Regions from separate parts of the Mus musculus genome. Here regions 1 and 2 are each linked to region 3. The links are chromatin loops, found by intact Hi-C in ENCODE. Cell type or tissue: gastrocnemius. All regions are shown on one strand.

Region 1 (2,500 bases), 70 kb before region 3:
GAGATGCCGGCCTGAAAAACCAAAGCAAAAACAAGCAAAAATGGAAGTCAGTTGGAAATTAGGTCTGGAAATTAAATGTTAGGGAAGTGTGGGTAGGGCCCTCAGGTTCCCTAGACTTGAGTTTCAGGGTTCCTAAAAATCCTATCAGGACTGATCCATTTTATCGTACTATATATTGTAGAGAAATATTATATGACACTTGATTATATTGGGTATAAATACTGTTCTATGTACTGAAAAGATTTTTGAATGGTGAGGATTTGAAACAGATTAGCGAAAAGCTCTATGTTTTTTTGGCGAATCTAAGGTTTGTTTTGGGGGTAGAAGTCTCAAGGCCCAGCTTTTGTTGGAGTACATTAGGCAGTCCGCTATCGTTATAACTTCCCCAGTACCACGCAGAGCTCCTCTGGTCTCCTCGGCCTCTCCTCCTCCTTACCATAATTATAGCAGAGAGCCTTAAGACCCATGTAGGACCAGACATAGAACCTGCTCTCTGTGATCGCATCGCCACGAAAACAAGCTGTAGGGACTGTCAGCCGCTAAGGAAGCTCCTTCCCCTCTGGCCTCTGTCATTTCTACGGCTGCCTTTGTTGTCCTCTCAAATTCAGAAGGGATGTTTTCCCTGGCCTTGCCGGAAACAGTGGTACAGGCCGGCTGCTCTTGGTGGGGCAGAGGCCAGAGAACAAGTGTGCTGTGTACATAACCTGCTGCAGGTCTCATTGGGAGGGTGCACCAGTCTGACGGCCTCAGGCCCACGATCTGTCTGGTGTGGAACCCAGTGGGCATCCTTTGATGTTTGTCTGCCAGTAGTGGAGGGCACACACGGGGAGTGCGTGTGCCTTCTCAATGGAGGTGTGCTATGCAGAGGGATGGATGGAAGGGCCTGCAGCTGCTGGGAGATGCTCCCTCCGGGCTGATCCCCTTAAAAGAGCAGGGGATGCGGGAGGAACTCACACCAGGACACCTGGCCATACAAACCGCCGCTGTTCACCAGGTGGTGCTGTCCTGCAGTGGATAAGGCCTGGTGTGGGAGCAGCTGGGGTGCCCACAAGCTCTGACGTTTGCCTAACATGAGCATGACGAGTGGAGGCCTTTTTGAGGCAACTTTAAAGATTTGGTATGGGAGTGATCACCTGGTCCTGGGTGTGTGTGTGTGTGTGTGTGTGTGTGTGTGTGTGTGTGTGTGTGTATTCCCCTTGTGTTTGCACTAGCGAGGTCGCAGTTGGTTCTGAAGTGGGTGGAGGAGACTGGACCTTCCTCCCAGAGAACCGCTCCTGTGCTGGGTTCTCATCTTTGAAGTCCTGGTGGGCATGGGGGCGGGGCCTGGTTTCCAGCTCCTCATTAAACCAATTTAAAGGAAGAGGAAAGTCTCTACATGCACAGACCTATTAGTACTCGGTGGCCTGCCAAGGTGATTTGGTTTGGCCCAGTTGTGACTACCTACACACGACCTGTCCTTCCTGGCCGGGAAGCCTAGCAGGATGGCCCTGAGAGTGTTGACTTGGGCCTGGTTGTCATTGTTTGTGAGTGTGGAAAGTACCCTGAGGGATTTCACTTTTCCTGGACAGGTACAACAACAAGGAAATAGGCCGAGTCAGTCCTGGAAGCCCTCTAGAATCCAGTGAGGAAGTGCCTTTAGCTGTGTCTGACTAGCCTTTTTAAAAGGAATAGTCCGGTGGTGGCAGGTCACACTAGCCCTCTGTAACCAGTGATCCGGGCAGGATGGCACCAGTGTTAATCAGGGCAGGGGGTGGTGGTGGTGGTGTGGTGTTGTCTTTGGTTCAGAGGAAGCATTGTGGGGGTGGGGCAGGCATGCAGGATGACTAATAACCCCGAGTAGGAGAAAGGCTGTTGAGAGTGAGGAAAAGCAAGAAAGAGCGCTAAGGCCCTGAGCCATGAGCTCAGGAATGGTCAGGCTTGAGGAAAGCTGGAGTTTATGACCGAGATAAGACATGTGCGGAGGAGAAGTCAGAAGGACTCAGATTCACAAGGTTGCCTTAAATCCTGAAACCACTTCACAGCAGACTGGGCTGTAAACCTCATGTGGTGGAGGTGAGCCTGCGGTTTCCAGCCTTGCTGGTTGGTACTTGCTGCAGGGCCTTGAGGCTAGGCCAGAGTGGAGCTGGGAAGGAAGTTCTGAGCCGCACTGCTCTTTCCAGTGCAAGCACCCTTGTCTTTTCCTCTCTGTCTCTACTGCTCTGGGGTTCTCAGCAATCCCAGGGCTGCTTCCAGGGCGTGCGCGTTGCTCGTCTCACAGGGTAAGTGTGCTGACGTAGGCTTGCTGGTGCCTTACAATTAAAGCATTCACACTTACAGTGTAGAAACTTTAGTACTTTATTTTAACATTTTCTAATTTAATTGATTTATGCTTATTTCAGAGGGTTTTTTTTTATTAGTATATATATCTAGTATAGTACTTTTCTTCTGAAAATATGTAATATATGTTGATTAATGTATTGGCTTCCATTTTGTACACACAGAATATAATTGATTAAAATGT
Region 2 (2,500 bases), 150 kb before region 3:
CTGCTTTCCTGGAAACCTCTCACTGTGGAGCCACTGGACGCTATGCCTGTAAGGAAGCCGGGGGTAGGAGGTGGGGGGAGGGGGGTCCTTTGTTTGTTTGTTTGTTTGTTTGAGATAAGGTTTTATTTTTTAGACCCTGTGACCTAGAACTCAATCGCAGGGCTCCTCCAGCCTCAGCTTCTTTTGTGCTGGGATCAAAGGCATGCTTTTTGCTTTCGTTTTGCATAAGGGGGCAGTGCTTTTGACCTGGGCACACAACCCCTGCAAACAAAAGAAACATGCTATTTCTGTTCCAGACAAGGACAGGTAGAGCAGGTAAACAGCTAGAACTATCTTCCAAGGGACTGTAAGAGCCTTTTTGCAATAAAACTGGGAACAATTTACTGCTATCTTCCTATTGTATACCATCAAAAACTGAGGTGCCAGGCTGGACATGGTGGTATTCACCTTTAATCTCAGCTCTTGGGAAGCCCAGTCAGGTAGGTCTCTGTGAGTTCAAGGCCAGCCTGGTCTATAAATTGAATTCCAGGACAGCTAGGGCTACACAGTGAAACCTTGTCTTGGGGGAGTGGGGAACTAAAACAATCAAAAACAAAACAAAAAACACTGAGGTGGCTAGGGCAGGGCCATACAGTGCTAGGTGGGCTGAAATTGTAATTGCAAAGTTGGACCCACCTTTGGACAATGGCAATCACAAAAGAGAAAGACAGAAAGTGGGTCAAGTTTGCAGACTGCTCCTTTAAACCCCTGGCTGTCTAATCCACACCAGCCCAGGGCATGACCAAGGTCTCTTGGGCAATCTGCCAGCCAGCCCCCCCCCCCCCCCCCCCGTGGGAGGCAGTTATTCCGTCATTTCTTCCCTACCGTAACCACATACTCTACTCGTTCCTAGGCAGCTGTGACATCTGGATTAGCTTGCCAGAGAGAGTTCATGAGTCCAGGAAGCTGGGCACATCAAAGATCTGGGAAGCACTTAGTGGGGGAGGGGTGGGCAGAAGGTATGTCCCTCCTGGTCTCTGCGGTGTGTTTCAGATAGGGTAGGAGGCACTATAGCTCATGAAGAGAACCTACTGATGCCGAAGCAATAAGTAAATATGTACAAAGATCCAACCATCACAATGCACGGGGGTCTGCAGTCAGCCTGTTATCTTCATTCATTGTTTTAGCTGACTTTAACAGCTCCTAGGCCTGCAGTAAAATCCGTGAAGTACAGCAACAAGAAGAAAGGCTTGGCTCTGGGCAGGAGAGCAGAGGCACTGGGAGCCAGCCATGGTTCTCAGGTTGTAAAATAAAATCTCCAGACCAATTGGACACTGGCCTGAGGCCATGGCCGTGATTAATGCCAAGAGTTGTAAAAAGTGCTATGTGGGAAACGGTCAGCCAGGCTGTACGGTGCGCGTCTGTGAATGGCTTTTGTTTTTCTTCTCTCTTCAAAGCAGTGTAATATGAAACACATCATTTCCAGTCGCTTTGGCATCTAAAGTAAAATTAAAAACTCATTTACTTTTCTCTTTTAATTAAGAACTTAGGCAACTTCGAAGGAGAGAAGCCCCAAGTAAGACGATACCCCAAACCTGTGACGTCATTCTGTCTCCCCGTCGTTCTTAATATCCGTGGGTGCGTTTTTTACACAGGTGTCATTAGTGTAGCAGACAAACAGTTCTGGGTTCAACTTTTTCCCCTTGACCTTATTTTATGTAGACATTTTCAGAGTTATTGGAAGCATGTGTTTTGGGGGTTGTCTGTCAGCTGTGTTCTGTTACGTCGATCCACACGGTCTGCTTAATCATGTCTTGTTTGTGGGGCACTCGGACTGTTTTTCATTACGAATGATACCACTTCCCACATTTTTGTTTAGATTCTATTTTTTCCCCTTGACGTTGAGTTATTTTTAAGGATTATGGTCTCCAAAGGGCCACGTCTTTGTCAATATTATAAAAAGCTACTCACCTCTTCTTGCTCGTTCATCGGCAATGTAGACATTTCAACATCACTGCATGTGCCAATTATTTATCTGTGTCTCTTTGCTCCAGATCAACTCTACTGTAGCCTACTTCATAATGCTGGGACTCAGAGGCCTACAAACTACATCTCCCAGGATTCACTTCAGCTGGCTCCGAACTAGGTATGATTACTAGAAGGTGCCAACAGTAATCAGAAAGGGAAGGAGGAGGTGCCATCCTTCCCTTCCTTTTGGCAGTATCTCCAGAAGTGACATCATTTCTGGATACCTTCTCCCTGGTATTCCCGGCATCCTTTTAGACACTCCCAGAGACAAGCTACTATAGTATTTCCCCCTCCTTCCCATTCTACCACCTGCTTCCTGGCCACCTGCTTCCTGGCTTTCTTTCCTTATTAATCTCAGGGGTAGCTACCTTTCACAGTCTGATTTCAGCTGGCTCAACAATATGGTTTTTTTTTTTTTCATATCAAGCGCTTTGTCTTTGAAATTCCTAGCATGGTCTTATTCCCTTCCTCCCTTCCTCCCTTCCTCCCTTCC
Region 3 (2,500 bases):
AATTCAGGACCTCTGGAAGAGCAGTCATTGCTCTTAACCTCTGAGCCATCTCTCCAGCCCTTTGACTTTATTTTTTTTTTAATATATAAACATTTATTTTGGAGTATTTTAGGCTTATAGAAGAGGTCAAAAGAACAGTACTAAGAAGTTCCATATGGTCTATGGTCAATCTCTCATTAACACAGACGTTGTGTGATACATTTGATATAATTAGTGAACCAACAGTGATACCTACTAAAGTCTGTATTTGTGGGGTTTTTTTTTTTTTCCCACCATTTCTAATTCACTTTTTTTCTGGCCCACATTATCATATCACGTTCAGAGATCATGTCTCCATAGATACCTTTTTGTCCGTTGGTTTGGTTTGGTTTTCTGAGACAGGATTTCTTTCTCTACAGATCAGGCTGACTTCGAATTCAGAGATGAGCCTGCCTCTGCTGGGGTTAGAGGCATCTCCATATATTCTTGACTGTGACAGTTTCTCAGACATTCTTTGTTTTAATGACCCTGGTGGCTTGGGTATGATATTTTGTAGAGTGCCTGCTTATTGGAACGTGTCTGATGTTTTTCTCACCATCAGCCAGGACTTAGGAGTTTGGGGTGACCTCTTTATCCCGCGGAGTCGAAGGTGTGTACCAACAGTGTAGTTCGCCTCTCTTGGTTGATCTTCGTCATCCAGCCAAGGTTGTGGCTGTTCACTTTCTACACTGAACCTACCCTGTCTTCTTCTCTCCTTGTCTCCGTCCACCACATAAAGAAGACACTTTATTCTCTGCATGGGCACTGTGCGAAGCCCACAGGTAAGGCTTGGAGCAAAGCCCGTCACTTCTGAGCATGGAGTATCTATATAAATTGTTGGCGATTATTCTGTATCTTGAGAGCTGTCTCTTTCCCCGTTCATTTATTCCAGTACAGATTTAAGTGTGCACGGACTTTCAGATTTTCCCCTGAGTAACGAGGAGCACTCAGGCCTTTGCATCCGCTTTGGTGCCTGGGTGGCTCTCCGTGAAGCTGGGTGTGCTGCGGCTATCCAGGGTCTGTTCTGTTAGGCCAAGTGTACAATGGGCAGGAAGTTGTTGCCTCTGAGACTGAACTCCTTAGTGTAACTGCTAAGCATATACGTGTTACCTAAAACCTTAAAAACATCCAGGACTTCATCCTGCTTAGGGTGGCGACCATTTCTTGCCTTGATGGTGAAGAAACCTTTCCCAGCAAGCCTCAGAGCTTTTGTCTGAAACTGGCATCGGAGCAGCGCCACCTTGTGGTAAATACTGAGTCTTCCAGGAACAATGCCTTCTAAATTCTGAAACTCTTAACTGTTCAAGCAGCAAGTTTTAAAAAGAAAAATAGTTTTGTTCTTTAAAGGGAGGCCGCTACTTTGGTATATATTGTGTTATTACCAAGTTTAGATAAAAGATACATGAGTTATAGTTGTTCTAAAAACAAAAGGAAGTAACCTGGGATTAACAGTGGTTTCTGCTCAGTCACAAGGACACAAGGAGTTTGGATTCCTGCATTCTTGTCTGGCAAGTGCCTGTTAACTCTAGCCCCAACTCTGAGGGACCCGGTGCCCTCTCCTGGCCTCTGCGTGAACACAGGCATGGCTATCCTGTGCACACACGTTTTTGAAAGCTTCAACCTTATGTCAATCTCACTCAGCTTTAGTAGGATAATCAGATACATTGTAGCAGCTTTCGCTAATAAAAGCCCCGCAGGCACCTGGGCTGTGGTGTGTTCAGGGTAGAAAGCCGCCTTTCTGTTGTCTTGAACCCAGAACACTGACAGAGTCAGCCCCACTGCTGAGGAGGTTGCAGTGATCTGGGTCCCTGCCAGGGGAATGGTGACTAATCGCCCCGCCCAGAACATCACTGCATGGTGTCTGCAGATGTTTCAGCGCGCAGAAGGTGTGTGCTTTTCAGAGATCTCACTATCAAGCCTGTGTGTCAGACACAAGCCCAGTCTGCTCTTCCACTTACTGACCCTGTACAGTAAGGTCCTGACTGCCGAGATGGCTTTGTGGTTGAGGCCAGCGTGCTTCCTCAAGACAGCCAACACAGCACAGCAGCGAGCTGCCTTGTACTTTCAAGGACATGGGCAATGATGCATGATGGGTAGCCTTGCCACCTGGGTAGGAGCTGGAGAACAAGGAGGGACCTGGAGTTCAAGAATCCCTTTCCTTCCACTAATATTTTGAAAGGAAGGCTTGACCTCACCAGGTCGAGAGACTATTTTAAGATGAGCCTTTCATCTCTAAAATGAATCTTACATTGCTTTCAGTGTTTTCTATTTACAATTTAGAGCATGTTTTCCATAGCATTTAAACTCAGTTTCTGAGCCTTGCATTTATTAATTAATCTAAAATCATATTTAACATGAATATCACCTGAGACTGAGACTCACACAATTCTGGTAGGACGTGAAGGCTGGCTCAGTCTTTACCGTTTACTACACTTCTTTTTTTTTTTTTTTTAAGACTAGGAATTCTCTACTAGACATACTC

What was found. Peaks named below come from ENCODE experiments on the same cell type or tissue, not always from the same donor. Only the 100,000 strongest peaks of a DNase experiment are listed, where the experiment ranks them.
Region 1: a loop joins it to region 3, with 2.1 times the contacts of the local background. A loop is called at or near these places in 6 of 42 quality-filtered maps.
Region 2: a loop joins it to region 3, with 2.0 times the contacts of the local background. A loop is called at or near these places in 14 of 42 quality-filtered maps.

Annotation. Positions count from the first base shown.
Region 1 is chr2:59,674,804-59,677,303 of GRCm38, forward strand. All of the region lies in intron 2 of Tanc1 (tetratricopeptide repeat, ankyrin repeat and coiled-coil containing 1), which reads left to right. Among named protein-coding and RNA genes, the nearest start is that of Tanc1, 64 kb to the left of the region's middle. In gastrocnemius, a CTCF peak has its summit at 964 (motif pointing right); no DNase peak of the experiment used is centred here; H3K27ac peaks cover 2,102 bases.
Region 2 is chr2:59,598,982-59,601,481 of GRCm38, forward strand. LOC115489517 (a long non-coding RNA gene) reads left to right here. Exons shown (of 5, transcript XR_003954038.1): 2 at 1-48; 3 at 1,523-1,617; 4 at 2,034-2,125. Among named protein-coding and RNA genes, the nearest start is that of Tanc1, 12 kb to the right of the region's middle. RefSeq lists an enhancer at 1-2,468. In gastrocnemius, no CTCF peak of the experiment used is centred here; DNase peaks (open chromatin) are centred at 975, 1,322 and 2,220; H3K4me3 peaks cover 806 bases; H3K27ac peaks cover 247 bases.
Region 3 is chr2:59,744,411-59,746,910 of GRCm38, forward strand. The region is part of intron 4 of Tanc1 (tetratricopeptide repeat, ankyrin repeat and coiled-coil containing 1); the gene reads left to right. Among named protein-coding and RNA genes, the nearest start is that of Tanc1, 130 kb to the left of the region's middle. In gastrocnemius, a CTCF peak has its summit at 1,264 (motif pointing left); DNase peaks (open chromatin) are centred at 1,243 and 1,801; H3K27ac peaks cover 306 bases.